Regions from separate parts of the Homo sapiens genome. Here region 2 is linked to region 1. A link is an interaction called in ENCODE POLR2A ChIA-PET data of the cell type or tissue named here. Cell type or tissue: PC-3. All regions are shown on one strand. Each heading gives the region's core, and the rest is flanking DNA. Links, peaks and the distances in the headings are about the cores only. Region 1 overlaps LOC105376863 (a long non-coding RNA gene). Region 2 overlaps MYOM3 (myomesin 3).

The links. Peaks named below come from ENCODE experiments on the same cell type or tissue, not always from the same donor. Only the 100,000 strongest peaks of a DNase experiment are listed, where the experiment ranks them.
Region 2: POLR2A ChIA-PET joins it to region 1 with 5 read pairs; 5 of 35 experiments call an interaction of 5 or more read pairs at or near these places.

Annotation. Positions count from the first base shown.
Region 1 is chr1:24,015,520-24,022,729 of GRCh38, reverse strand. All of the region lies in intron 1 of LOC105376863 (a long non-coding RNA gene), which reads right to left. Among named protein-coding and RNA genes, the nearest start is that of SRSF10, 39 kb to the right of the region's middle. In PC-3, for the core only: no CTCF peak of the experiment used is centred there; a DNase peak (open chromatin) is centred at 3,719; H3K4me3 peaks cover 492 bases; H3K27ac peaks cover 1,796 bases.
Region 2 is chr1:24,087,890-24,095,099 of GRCh38, reverse strand. It overlaps MYOM3 (myomesin 3), which reads left to right. Exons shown (of 37, transcript NM_152372.4): 9 at 110-247; 10 at 1,992-2,153; 11 at 2,785-2,926; 12 at 4,104-4,303; 13 at 4,982-5,035; 14 at 5,435-5,562. Among named protein-coding and RNA genes, the nearest start is that of MYOM3, 21 kb to the left of the region's middle. RefSeq lists an enhancer at 1,458-2,121. In PC-3, for the core only: no CTCF peak of the experiment used is centred there; no DNase peak of the experiment used is centred there.

The DNA.
Region 1 (7,210 bases), core at 1,123-6,122:
GAGCTCTCTTCTGGTTTACCCAGAGGTGACAGCATTTTAAAGGGAGAATGGGAGTGGGAGTGGGAGTGGGAGTGGGTGGAGGCAAGCAGGGACTAAAGGGAAAAATGATCAAGTGAAAATGCAGTCGGCCAGCTGTGTCTGCTAGCTGGTGATCAACAAGGTCGGGATTCTGTCCTCCCACAGAGACTGGGAGACAGAGGCCCTCCTGATAATCACATTTCAAAGGAATGGCTTTCAGGTCTTTGAGAAAGGTAAGTTGTAGGAGATAGACACACATCTCAAAGGGGCAGAGGAAGGAGTCTCAATAGGAAGCCCTTTGCATGAATGCTTTGCAAAAGGGAGGTCAGGGGTCTATGTTAGGTGCTGGCTGCAACAAACAGTTAATTCTTTTGACAGCCCGGAGATTTTACAGACAGGAACTTAAAAGGGGGCTGGATGGTCCCAGAGATGCCACCTTAGGCTGCTAGAAGCCATGCTAGGGCTGGTCAAATCTCTTAGCACAGGAGTTTGGAGTCATTAGGTGAAAAGAGTTCTTGCAGTTCTCACTACCATCACACCAGACCCAGAACCCAACCAGGGCCACTGACCTTGCCCTTGCTATTTGCCTGCCTGCCAACAACCTCTGTTCTTGTCCATGAGCTGCCAACAGCCTCACCAATAATTGCTACTTACATATTTGACTCTGCAGCTCACAGTCTGCTGCTGGCGGAGGAAGGACTCAACTTCCTTCACAGCTTGGACTCCTGGTGCTACAGCTTCATCAACTTTTATGCCTAGATTAGTTTACTTCCCCAGTGCAACCATGAGCCACCACCTGGAGGTCCCAGTTATAGCCACACCCCGTGCAAAGAGCCACTGCCTACATCCCACCCAAGGCCCCACGTCTGAGCCTAGCATGGTGTATTCCTTCTTCTCCATTGTCGCCTCTCTCTCTGGAACACAATTGCACCTACGGTGTGGTTCCATCCCCCACCAAACATGCCCAGGTAAATTTGAACCCCAAGTGAGGGCAAAGCTCACATTTTTCACCTGGTGCTCCTAAACCTGTGTAAATAAACAGTTCTAACCATGCAGCCGGAAGCTATTTTATACTGTTATCTAATGTGGGCTTTGTTCCTGAATCTTTCCGCCCATTTGGGAAGCAGGTAGGACATTTGAAGCTCATTCCCTCAGGAAGTGATGGGGGATACAGCAGAACAAAGAGTCCATTCTTAGCTTTTGAGTTTCAAATAGACCTTTGAAATTTATGCCAGAGAGCATATTTGTGGGGGGAAATAGGGGCAGGAGTTGAATTTTTAAATCTAAAGCCTAGGCCAGGGGCAGTGGCTCACATCTGTAATCCCAGAGCTTTGGGAAGCCAAGGAGAGGATCACTTAAATCCAGGAGTTTTGAGACCAGCCCGGGCAATATAGTGAGACTCTGTTTCTACAAAAAGTAAACAAAAATTCACCAGGCATTTGTGGAGTACCTACAGTCCTAGCTATTTAGGAGGCTGAAGTTGGAGGATCACTTGAGATGGAGAGTTTGAGGCTGCATGAGCCATGATCGCGCCACTGCACTCCAACGGCGACACATTGAGATCCTGACTCATAAAATAAAATAAAATCTGGCGGGGTCCAGTGGCTCATGCCTGTAATCCCAGCACTTTGGGAGGCCGAGGCGAGCGGATCACCTGAGGTCAGGAATTCCAGACCATCCTGGCCAACATTGTGAAACCCCATCTCTACTAAAAATACAAAAATTAACCAGATGTGGTGTCACTCGCCTGAAATTCCAGCTACTCGGGAGGCTGAGGTGGGAGAATTGCTTGAACCCGGGAGGTGGAGGTTGCAGTAAGCCAAGATGGACTCCAGCCTGGGTGACAGAGTGAGGATCCATCTCAAAAAAAATAAAATAAAATAAAATCTAAAGCCTGATAAAAGTTTGTGTCTCAATAAATTCAGCGTGATGAAGTACAGCAATAGCAGCTTCAAGATTGAGAGGAGAGGGGCAAGTTGGGGAGGAGGGAGAGGGTTCTTAGGTGTGTCACTGAGAAGAGGCCCTGTTCCATGTCATGCTAGTTCCCTGGCCCATTCTCAAGGGTAAGAATGATGTCAGACCCCATCAAGTCTCACTGAGGATCCAAGAGCAGAGAAGACCAAAGGCGGATGTTCTGGGAGGCTCCTGCAGCTCAAGCTTTGGGCCCTTTACTTGCACCGGCCTCTTCCAAGGCTCTGGACCTAATTTCATATTAATGGCTTTTATTTTCTTTAGAGAAGACCCCTAGAACTGCTTCAGGATCTGCCCCTGAAGAGGCCCTCAGCCTCACTTTCTCAGAAAGAAGCCCAGGACACTAGCCTGTTGGACGTAAGACCACAAGGAGCAAAAACATACCCTGGCTGAGGCCCCAGATCAACCAGCTCCCAGCCAAACCCCCAGCCGACTGCAGTTGCAAGTGGTCTCGGCCAAGACCAGGAGAAGAACCATCCATCCCACCTCAAATAGCTGACCCACAGAATCATAAACAAATAAGACAGTGTTGTCATAAGCCACTAAATCCAAGAGTGTTTTGTTATACAGAAATAGATAACTGATGCAGTGAATTTGGACAAGTCATCAAAAAAAAAAAAGAATTTTTGGATGAGTCACTTTATTCACTCAAAATAATATTTACTGGGAAAAAAAGTGAAGGGCGGAAGAATACGCCACCCCAAAATATGCTATTTTGGCTTAAGAATTATTTTGAGTTAAAGGCATGAACACTGACATTTTTTCTTTCTGAAAGCAAATTCCCAGTGACAGTTGTTCTTTCAGGACAGGTGCAGTGGCTCACACCTGTAATCCCAACACTTTGGGAAGCCAAGGCAGGAGGATTGTTTGAGTCCAGGAGTTCAAGACCAGCCTCGGCAACATGGTGAAACCCCGTCTCTATTAAAAATACAAAAATTAGCTGGGCGTGGTGGCACATGCCTATCATCCCAGCCACAAGGGAGGCTGAGACACAAGAACTGCTTGAACCCAGGAGGCAGAGGTTGCAGCGAGCCAAGATTGTACCACTGCACTCCAGCCTGGGCCACACAACAAGACTTCATCTCAAAAAAAAAAAAAAAAGCTGGACACAGTGGCTCACACCTATAATCCCAGCACTTTGGGGTGCTGAGGCGGGCAGATCACTTGAGGTCAGGAGTTCGAGACCAGCCTGGCTCTCATGGTGAAACCCCATCTCTACTAAAAAAATACAAAAATGAGCTGGGCATGGTGGCGGGCACCTGTAATCCCAACTACTCGGGAGGCTGAGGAAGGAGAATCACTTGAACCTCGGAGGCAGAGGTTGCAGTGAGCTGAGATCGCACCACTGAACTCCGGCCTGGATGACAAGAGCGAGACTCCATCTCGAAAAAAAAAGAAAAAAAAATATCTTATGTTAGCAGGGCTCTCAAAGGCAAGCACTGAATATAACAACTGGAATGGAAAAACTGAAAGAAGCTCTTCTAGTACCTAAGCAAAGCCATCCTCAATCCTAAAGCTGGGGGGCCCTGGAGTACCCTCCCGAGAAGTCTTTCTTACCCAGGATTCAGTGTACACAAATTGAAAGACTGAGGGAATGAGTAGGTTTCCTAACTCAGTTCTCCATGCCAAAGTTCATCCTCCTACGGGCTGAGAGCAGGGTAGAACTATTTCAGGCCCAACGTCAACATCCTTGAGAAATTCTTATCTGGAAAGAGTGGGGAGGTCGCCATGGCAACCTGTCCCAGGCCCAGCCCTGGCACAGCTCCAAGGCACACAAATAAAACCATTGGAATGTGGTGCAGGGCTCAGGGCGGGATAACTAGAAAGTTGCCAAGTTTCCATGAAAACCAACAATGTGAGGCCTCAGCCTCTGGAAGATGTCAGTAGGGAAGCTTGGGTCCCCACAGGGTCTACCCATGGAAATATAACACATTCCTAAATAGCACATATGTGCGCGCACACAGCATCACACGCACACAGCCTGCTTGGACGACAGCGACACTGCTTCTTGAAAAAGAGCCTTGTTGAAAGGAGAGCACTGGCCTTAGAGCCAGACAGAGATTCCAGTACCCGCCCTGTCAATTCCTGGGAACCCCAGGTCAGTTTCTGAACAAGTTATCCTCGTGGCCACCTCCCTTGCCTTCTCCATGTCTTTGTTCCAAGGTCATCTCCATGAGACATTTCCTGGTTACTTTAATTATTTATGTATTTATTCTATTTATTTATTTATTTATTTTTCTTGAGATGGAGTCTCGCTCTGTCGCCCAGGCTGGAGTGCAATGGCACGATCTCGGCTCACTGCAACCTCCACCTCCAAGGTTCAAGCGATTCTCCTGCCTCAGCCTCCCAAGTAGCTAGGATTACAGGCATGTGCCACCATGCCCAGCTAATTTTGTATTTTTAGTAGAGGTGGAGTTTCACCATGTTGGCCAGGCTGATTTTGAACTCCTGACCTCAGATGATCCACCTGCCTTGGCCTCCCAAAGTGCTGGGATTACAGGCATGAGCCACCTTGCCCAGCCGCCCTAGTCACTTTAAATCAAATTGCAGGCTGGGCACAGTGGCTCACGCCTGTAATCCCAGCACTTTAGGAGGCCAAGGCGGGTGGATTGCTTGAGGTCAGGAGTTCAAGACCAGCCTGACCAACATGGTGAAACCCCGTCTCTACTAAAAGTACAAAAGTTAGCCGAGCATGGTGGTGCATGCCTGTAATCCTAGCTACTTGGGAAGCTGAGCAGGAGAATTGCTTGAACCTGGGAGGCTAAGGTTGCAGTGAGCCGAGATCATGCCACTGCACTCCAGCCTGGGTGACAGAGCAAGACTCTGTCTCAAAAAAAAAAAAAAAAAAAAAAAAAAAAACCAGAAAGAAATCAAATTGCAGCCTCACGCATCCCCCACGCTCCTACTCTTCTTTATTTTTCTCCATGCTCTTAGCACCACCTGACATGCTCTATATTTTACTTCCTTAACTTATTTATTACCTTGTTAATGTCACTTCCACAGGGACAGGGATTTTTGTCCCTTTTGCCCATGCTCTACCTCCAGCACCTAGAAAATACCTGGCATGTAGTAGGTGCACAAGGAAGATTGTTGAGTAAATGCATGTAGTTTTGTCATTAGCAAAATAGGAGTCATTCTACCACCATAGGGTTAATGTGAGGGTTGAAGGAGATGCTATGGCATTAGTGCCCAGTCCTTAGCAGGGGTACCAGTGTCACTTCTGGTTACATCCTGCATTTGGTGAGGTCCCCTCATCACCTTCCTGTAGTACTTAGATCACATTTAAGAACAATTTTCATGGTATCTTACTTTCTGCCTGGGAAGGGGTATACCTGACCCCTGAGCCCAAGAATTTATCTGTGTCCTCGTCCTGCAAAACCACTAGACATTAAGCTAGGTGCGGTGGCTCACACCTGTAATCCCAGCACTTTGGGAGGCTGAGGCAGGCGGATCACTTGAGGTCAGGAGTTCGAGACCAGCCTGGCCAACATGATGAAACCCCATTTCTACTAAAAATACAAAAATTAGCCAGGCATGGTGGTGGGCACCTGAAATCCCAGCTCCCCGGAAGGCTGAGGCAGGAGAATCACTTGAACCCAGGAGGCAGAGGTTGCGGTGAGCCACGATGGCACCATTGCACTCCAGCCTGGGCGACAGAGCAAGACCCTGTCTCAAAAAAACAAACAAATAAAACCACTAGACATTAAAGACAGCAGAATCAGAGATTCAGTCCACAGAGAATTTTGCTCTAAATATTTGTTAGGAGTCTGTGTAAATAAACTAACTCATTAATAGGAAAGCACATCTCCAAAAATATAAAGATTTGAACAAGCAGGAAATGTTTCACCAGTAAACAGAAAGAACAGATCATTTCTTGCATCCTTAACACATAACAGGTGGTGTATTAGGCACCTGACATGTCTTCTGTCATTTCCGTCTGTGTCAACCTTATAAGGAAGGTATTTAAGAATGAAGAAACTGGACAGGTGCGGTAGCTCACACCTGTAATCCTAGCACTTTGGGAGGCCGAAGCGGGTGGATTACTTGAGGTCAGGAGTTCAAAACCAGCCCGGCCAACATGGTGAAACCCCATCTCTAGTAAAAATACAAAAAAATTAGCCAGGCGTGGTGGCAGGCGCCTGTAATCCCAGCTACTTGGGAGGCTGAGGCAGGAGAATTGCTTGAACCTGGGAGACAGAGGTTGCAGTAAGCCAAGATTGTGCCACTGCACTCCAGCCTGGGCAACAGAGCAAGACTCTGTCTCAAAAAAAAAAAAGAAAAAAGGAATGAAGAACCGAGGCCTAGGTTAGGAAACTGGCCTGAAGTATCACAGCAGTAAGCAGTGCAGCAGGAGTTGAACCCAGAATCAATCAAGCTCCGAAGCTTGTGTTCTTCCTGTTGTCCCACCCACCTCTTTGAAAATTCATTTAATAAAAGGCCTCTCTGCCAAACTAAGGAGTTTGGATGTATTCTGTAAAATACATTCTAGATGCAATGCAATTCTAAAAATAAAAAAAGCAACTGAGGTGTAAGTATTTGGGATCTACTAAGGAAGGAGGAATTATTTCTTCCTGAGATAAATCAGAAAAGCTACGGAGAGGAGGTGGCACTTCCTCCCAGCCTAAATGCTTTAGGGACTCGTATTCCATTAACTCATCTTTCCAGAGTTCATCGCTGGCTTTTGGTTCTAACACATGACCATGAACAGCACTCTCTACTTATATGAGTTTTCCATCTTGTCATATTTTCAGCAGGTCATTCCTTTGGGATCCTTTATTTTTATTTATAGCCTTTTGCATCATCTGACTGCAAGAGTTTCGCATGTTCTGGCAACAGCCAGTATCTGGGGGATGGGAGTCTCCAAGCACTACAAATTTTTAAGAAAGAGGATATATGAATTTAAGGTAGCTTAAACTCTTCTAGAACATATAAAAAGATTAAGGAATAATGCCTTATAAATTTAATATAAATAAAATTAATATAATATAAATAAAATAGCATATAAATTATATATAATAAAATATAAATTTTATTTAATAAAAATAAAATTAATATAAATAAAATTTAATTTTAAAAATTAAAAAAAAAAAAGAAAGAGGGTATGGAAGTTTCTCCAGAACAGAAACCTGCAAAGTCTAAAATCAAGGGCTATATCTAAGCAGTGTGCTGGAGTCTGCTTGAATCAACCCTTATGTTGAGTTACTTCAGGTAGCTTGAAATT
Region 2 (7,210 bases), core at 1,158-6,157, 72 kb before region 1:
AGTCAAGACCCAGAAGAGAAGGGATGCCCCAGAAATTTCCTCACTCCTAAGTCCCAGGCCAGGCTGGCTGCCTCAAAAACTTCTGCCCCAAATTTCATTCCCACGCCAGGATCGACGTTTGGCCCCAGCGTGGAATTCACCTCGGTGCTGAAGCCAGTCTTTGCTCGTGAGAAGGAACCCTTCTCCCTGTCATGCTTGTTTTCGGAAGATGTGTTAGATGCTGAGAGCATCCAGTGGTTCCGAGATGGTAAGGACCCCCAGTCCTGGCCCCCAGCCTCCAGAGCTGGCCCCTCCAAAGCTCAACTCAGAGCCAGAGAGGACCCCTAGCGGACAGAGACTCTCCCCAACCAGTACCAACTGTGCTAAAGTGCTGAAGAGGCAGAGGAGAGCGGGAGTGCAGCCAGGTGTGGTCAGATCATGCCACCCCATAAATGGCCACCAAGCATCTGTGGGGTGCCAGGCCCTGGGTTAGGGCTGGGGTAAATGGTAGGGGCAGATGTGCATGAGCCCAGGGGGCTGTGTCCACCTGGGAGGAGGGAGGAAGCCATCAGCACAATTGTAGCCGCTGGCACTGACCAGGCACCTGCTCAGCCATTTGCATGCATCATTACCTCCCTAAGAGTGAGGGAGGGAGGCCAGGCGTGGTGGCTCACACCTGTAATCCTAGCACTCTGGGAGGCTGAGGTGGGTGGATCACCTGAGGTCAAGAGTTCAGGTCTAGCCAACATGGCAAAACCCCATCTTTACTAAAAATACCAAAAATTAGCCAGGCATGTTGGTGGGTGCCTGTAATCTAGCTACTCGGGAGGCTGAGGCAGGAGAATCGCTTGAACCCAGGAGGCAGAGGTCGCAGTGAGCCGAGATGGCACCATTGCACTCCAGCCTGGGGGACAAGAGCAAGACTCCATCTCAAAAAAAAAAAAAAAAAAAAGTGAGTGAGGGCACTCAAAGCAATGGGAACAGAGCCCCAAGATCGGGAGGCAGGAGGGCACCACAAGTGCTCAGGGCAGGCTGCAACAGTTGCATCGGACTTTGCAGAGTCAGGGTGGTGGTGCAGATACAGTTGCTGACCCGTGGGCTGGGAGGCCTCTGGGGATGTCTCAGGCGAGGCCTTGAGAAGCCTGGTCAGAGCCAAGGCAGGAAGACGTGGCCCAGTGAGGGAGGAGGACGACGGCTGGACCTCCTACCCAATCCATGACTAGGCCTATAGCCTAAGGACCCAGAGTACAGTGCCCCTCTGGCACCCCCAGCTCTGAGCCCAGGGAGGCTGCACCTGCTGGGAGCAGGGAGTATGGGAGCCATCAGGATCCCTGACAGCTGCAATAACAAGGCTGAGACGTCTTCCCAAACGTGTAGATCTTCCAGAATGGAGGTGCTGAATGGAGGGCGGATCCTTCACATGGGGCAAAGAGAAGAGCTGGCCCCACAGTGTGGCCTCAAGGCAGGGCCCGCCCCTGAGCCCTGGACTCCACTTCTGAGTCCCCATCCACCTCCTAAGCTCCCATCCCGAGAGCCCTCACTCCCTTACCTGACCCCTGACCCCACGACACGTCCTCCACCCGCCTCACCGAGGCCCCAGCTCTCTCAGTGAGACCCAGGCCCTTTACTGAGCTCCCACCTCCCCCAAACGGGCCCTCCTTCTTTGAGTCCCCTGACCCCATACAGGGACCCATCTCTCTTGCTCCTACTCCCTCAGAGAACCTACAACTCCTCACCTTGTCACTGGCTATGTCCCTAAACCCTCACTCCCTCATTGAGCCCCAGCCCCGCACTGGCCCTTCCCTACTCCCCAAGCCCTCTGCAAAGGAGAGTTCTCCACTGCCTGCCTTGGCAAAGCCCTGGAGGCCACCACCCCCACCCAAGGCCTGAGCTGAGCCTCACCAGCCTCTCTCTCTGCCCAGCCAGGGTCTCCAGACCCCCCAGTTTCTGTGGTTCCCAGGTGAGACCAGGACCCCCCACAAACTCAATGGCCCCCCACTTCCCCTCCACAGGGAGCCTACTGAGGTCCTCGAGACGTCGGAAGATCCTCTACACAGACCGCCAGGCATCCCTGAAGGTGTCCTGCACCTACAAGGAGGACGAGGGGCTCTACATGGTCCGGGTGCCCTCGCCCTTCGGACCCCGGGAACAGAGCACCTACGTGCTTGTGAGAGGTGAGGGCATGGGTGGGCGCAGGGTAGCAGCAGGAGCCCAGAGACCAGGGCTCTGCCCCTTGTTTGCTGTGGAACCTTAGGCAAGGACCCTGCTCTCTTGGGGCCTCAATTTCTCTACCATAAAATCAGGGCTTTGGGTTGGGGTCTCCAAGACTCCCCGTGGCATCCTATGACCCTCCAAAGGGACATGGCCCGAGAGTTAGCCTGGCTGGAGCCAGGGAGGCTGGGAGCTGAGTGTGGGGCTGGAGTGATTCTGGCCACTGCTTAGGGCCTGGGTTCACATCCTGGCTTTGTCACTTCACCAGCTGGGTGACTTTGGGCAGGTCACTCACTCACCTCCAGGAGACTCAGTTTCCCCATCCAAAGAGGGGAAGGCTGCTCTGGGGCTGGAATTAATTATTCCACTTGTTCAGGTACTTGGTGTAAAATGGGCCCCCAAGAAATGGTACTGTCATCCTTCCCTCAGATACTGCTATGGGGGTAGTGGGACTAATATTCAGGCCCCAGTCCTCAAGATCAAAACTGAGCCCCTGGAGGATGGATGAGAAGAGGATGCTGGGCGGGAGTGGGAAGGGCCTGTCACCAAATGGCCACTGACTAGAAGGGCCTCCCTCTCACCCCCGGGTTTCAGATGCCGAGGCCGAGAACCCCGGGGCCCCAGGCTCCCCACTGAACGTCCGATGCCTGGATGTGAACAGAGACTGCCTCATCCTGACTTGGGCCCCGCCCAGTGACACCCGGGGCAACCCCATCACTGCCTACACCATTGAGCGGTGAGTCGACCTCGTGAGTGGCAGAGGCCCTAGGGGTAGAATTCTGTCTGGTGGTGGGAGCCACAGCAAAGAGGAGGCCCCATGTCTGACCTCAGAGAACCCTCACACCCCCGCTCCTCAGAAAAGGACAGGAGACAGGCTGTGCTGTGTCATTTAGGGGCAATGGAGGGGCATCCACACCTCCAAGTCTTTGTCATGCTGATAACTGGAATTCTATGCTGGAGTCGGCCACTGCCCTGTGGACCCTCTAGAGCTGACCCAGAGGGGCAAAACGGGGAGTGCTTGAACCCTGAGCACAGTGAATTCGTGGGCTAGTTTCCTTCCTAATGACAGAGAGAGATGGAATAGCACTGACCCCAAGGGAGGAGGCAAACAGGTAGAGAGGCCAGAACCTCCGGCCTTTTTCCAGTGTGGCCGGCTCTGAAGGCCCAGCTTGAGAAAATAGCTAATGCTGCCACGGACAGGCTCATGACCGTGCTAAGGGCATGCCTCATCTCTTTCCATCCTTCCAATGACCCGTCTCTAAAGGGGAGGGGGACTATCTAATGCCCTCTTCTATAGATGGGGAAACCAAAGTATGTGGGGAGATGACTTTGCTCAAAGACACATTTGTCATTAGTGGTGGAGACAAGACTTGGACCCACATGTGACGACTACCTCAACCAGCTGGTAACAATAAGGGTAACGTGCACTGTCGTACTGCCTGGAACAATGGTACCAAGAGGGTACAGAGAGCCCAGGCTTGGAGGGTCAACCTGGAATGCATGCCAACTTAGGGAGGGGACAAGCTCAGGTAAATCCTAACTGTGTGACCTTGGGCAGGTCTTGTCACTCTCTGAGCCACAGATCCTCCATGTGTGCAGTGAAGGTGACCACACGTGCCCCCTAGGACTGCCAGGGAGATAAAACGAGGGCTGGGTGTGGAGGGCACAGCACAGTCACAGGCTCACGATGATGCCCCATGAAAGGCACTGCTGCTGGTCAGTGTCAGGGATGGTGAAAAGGTCTCCCGGGGGCCCGAGGTTGGAGCCAGGCTCTTCCATTGGAGAGAAGAACTTTAATTGGCAGAGATGAGCTGGGCAGGCTCCCCCAGTCAGAGAAAGGCCCTTGTAGAGGCTCACATTGGGAAGGTGTGCATTGTGGGCAGGGGCTGAAAGGGGGGGCCTGTCTCCAACAGGTGCCAGGGCGAGTCTGGGGAATGGATCGCCTGCCATGAGGCCCCCGGAGGGACTTGTCGGTGCCCAATCCAAGGCCTCGTCGAAGGTCAGAGCTATCGGTTCCGGGTGAGAGCCATCAGCAGGGTAGGCAGCAGCGTCCCCTCCAAGGCCTCAGAGTTGGTTGTCATGGGTGACCATGATGCAGCCCGGAGGAAGACAGGTGGGTACAGAGGTCCTAAGCGACTTTCTAGAACATCAGTCAGGGAACCCTCAGGACTGTCTCACACAGGAGACAATCCAGCCCTCAGGAGCCCCGAGTCTGGTGGAGGAAGCACAGCCCAGCCCTCAGTAAACACTAGTCTGATGAAGGAGACAAAGGCCAGCCCTCGAGAACTTCCAGTCTGATGGAGGAGACACAATCCGGTCCTTAGGAACCCCTAGCCTGAGAAGGAAGATACAGCTAGTCTAATGGGAGAAACCAAACCTGTCCATGGGAGAGACCAGTCTGAGGGAGCACCCTACCCCAGCACCTGTCAGATGTCCTTAAGCTCGAGTGCGGGGACACGGCCTCCTCTCAGCCCTCGGGAGCCACGCTGACTTGGGTGTGCTAGAAGCTCCACCGTGGCAGGGTGCCCAGCGCCAGGCACCTCCCTCCTCCTCTCTGTCTCCACTTGTCCCAAGAGGAAGAGCATGTGCCAGGGCCTGAGAGCAGCAGGGCTCCACTTGGGACTCCTGAGAAAGCTGAGGCCAGAGGGAGGGCACCTGTCTGAGGTTGCACAGCGAGGGCTGCAAGGCCAGGACTGGGACGGGGCAGGACGCAGACCCTGGTGTGGGGTAGCTCCTGGCCTAACTCCTCCTGTGCCACCCCCCACCCTCCCATGCTCCCTTCTCATCCTAGAGATCCCCTTTGATCTGGGAAACAAGATCACCATCAGCACAGACGCTTTTGAAGGTACGCGGGATCCTCCCACACACTGGGCCTCCTGTATAGTTCTCAAAACTCTGGGACATGAGCTGGCAAAGAGGCAGAAGCTGTCCCAGTGCAGGGTGTGGGGGATGAGGGCAGGTGGGGCCTAGTTGGAGGCAGTCAGAGTGCTGGGGTCACTGTGGCCCATCTGGCTGTGGCCCTCCTGGAGGAGGGAACACATTGGGAAAAGTCCTGGCCAGAGCAGTGGGAGACCTGGGTTCTAGCCCCGGCTCTGCCCAGCATTGCTGAGTGACCTGGAGCCAACTACTGCCCCTCTCTGGGGGATGGGTAGGGGTGTAGTTCCCTCTTCCATGGAATGAGGCACTGAGATTAGGGGGTCTCTGAGGGTCCAACCATCTCGGTCCCGGGTGACTCTGATTTCAGATACTGTGACCATCCCCTCACCGCCAACCAATGTCCATGCCAGCGAGATCCGAGAGGCCTATGTGGTTCTGGCCTGGGAGGAGCCCAGCCCCCGGGACAGAGCACCACTGACGTACTCCCTGGAGAAGGTAGGGAACCCCGAGGCCCCAGCCCCAGGCCAGCCTGAGAAACAGATGTGCTGTGGGACCCTGGGCAGTGTCCCCTGGGGAGGCCGTCAGAGAATGAAAGAGAATCCCCTGGCCAGAAGGGCCCAGGCATGGCCCTACACAGAGGCAAGGGGATGGATTGAATAGCCTTTTGCAGCTACCTCTAGCCCTGGAAGCCAGTCACTGCTGGTCGTTCCTGAGGCTGTTCGTGGAAATACACAAAATACAAGACACAGACAACAATGACAATACGATCCACCACTTCCTGGGTACCTCCCTGCCCCCAAGCCAGATGGCATCAGACCACACATTGGGGCCAAGCACTTCTTGGTGGGACTATGTTGGGAGGGAAACAAGGCTGGTACCCTCCAGCCAGGGACAGGCACCAGCAGCACTTGCAGAGCCTATGGTGTGATTAGCACTAGGAGGTGGCTCTCACTGGGGAGTGGGGGCAGGGGAGACCCCGGCGGGGATGAGGCAGGTCTTGTGGAGTGAACTTCACAGTGGAGGGGGGGCAGTATGGCAGAGTAGAAGACAGCATGGTGTCAAAATCTATTCAAATCCTTCCTTGTGCTGTGTGATCCTGAGTGAGTGTCCTAAACTCTCTGAGCCTCAGTTTCCTCCAGCATAGAATAGAGAACCTGCCCTGTGAAGATGAAATAAAACACAGCCCACAGCCAAAGCCAGCAACCCCTGGGATCTGTCAGTGCTTCCCAAGGAGGTGTTCTTGACTATCTCCCTGAAGTCAGAGACTAAGTTTATCTTCTCATTACTTTCTGTGCCCAGCACAATGCCTGGCACAAACTAGGTGGACAGAAAATGTTTAGGGAATAAATGAATTTAAAATTTCCAGGGAGGAATCTCTGGCTCTGATTATCCAAACAGGCCTCTCTTTTCACACTCATGGGTAATCCTTTTTCTCCGACATAGGAAAGCTGTAGATAATTGAGGATTTGTTTCACAAGGTGGTAGTGTATCATGGTGAAGATGTTGGCGTCAGACTGCTTGGGTTCAAATTCTATCTCTGCTACTTACCAGCTGCGTGACCTTGGGCAAGTTACTTAGTTTCTCTGTGCCTCTGTTTCTTCTTCCATAAAATGATAATAATCATACACAGCTTGTAGGGTTAATGTGAGGATCAAATTAATTAGCGCACATAAAGACTTAGAATGGAGCCTGGCACACAGTAGGAGCTCAGCAGTGTTCATGGTTTCTTATGGCAATTTCTTGTCCTACCTGGTCTAGGCCACTGACAGCCAGATGGGCTTGTGGGGGGAAAACCACAGAGCGTGGAATCAGTGGGTCCCCTTGTGCTTCTAGGTCTTAACTCTCTTGCCCAGACTCAGCAGAAAGGGTCTCTGGGTACCTCACTCATCTGTCTCACCCTGGGCTCTCCACCCTCCATCTGCCCAGAGACTCGGGGTTTCTGGCTGCCTTCTGGGTCCCTGATGCTGTGGAGAGTAAACAGGTTCGCAGCCAACCACACCTGAGTGAAGTTTAATACTATATCCACCAGTTATTAGATGCAGGACTTTTGGCCAAGTTACCGAAACTCTCTGAACCTGACTTTCCTCATCGGCAGAGAAATTAACACCTTCCTGCAGGGTTATTGTGAGAATTCATTCATTTG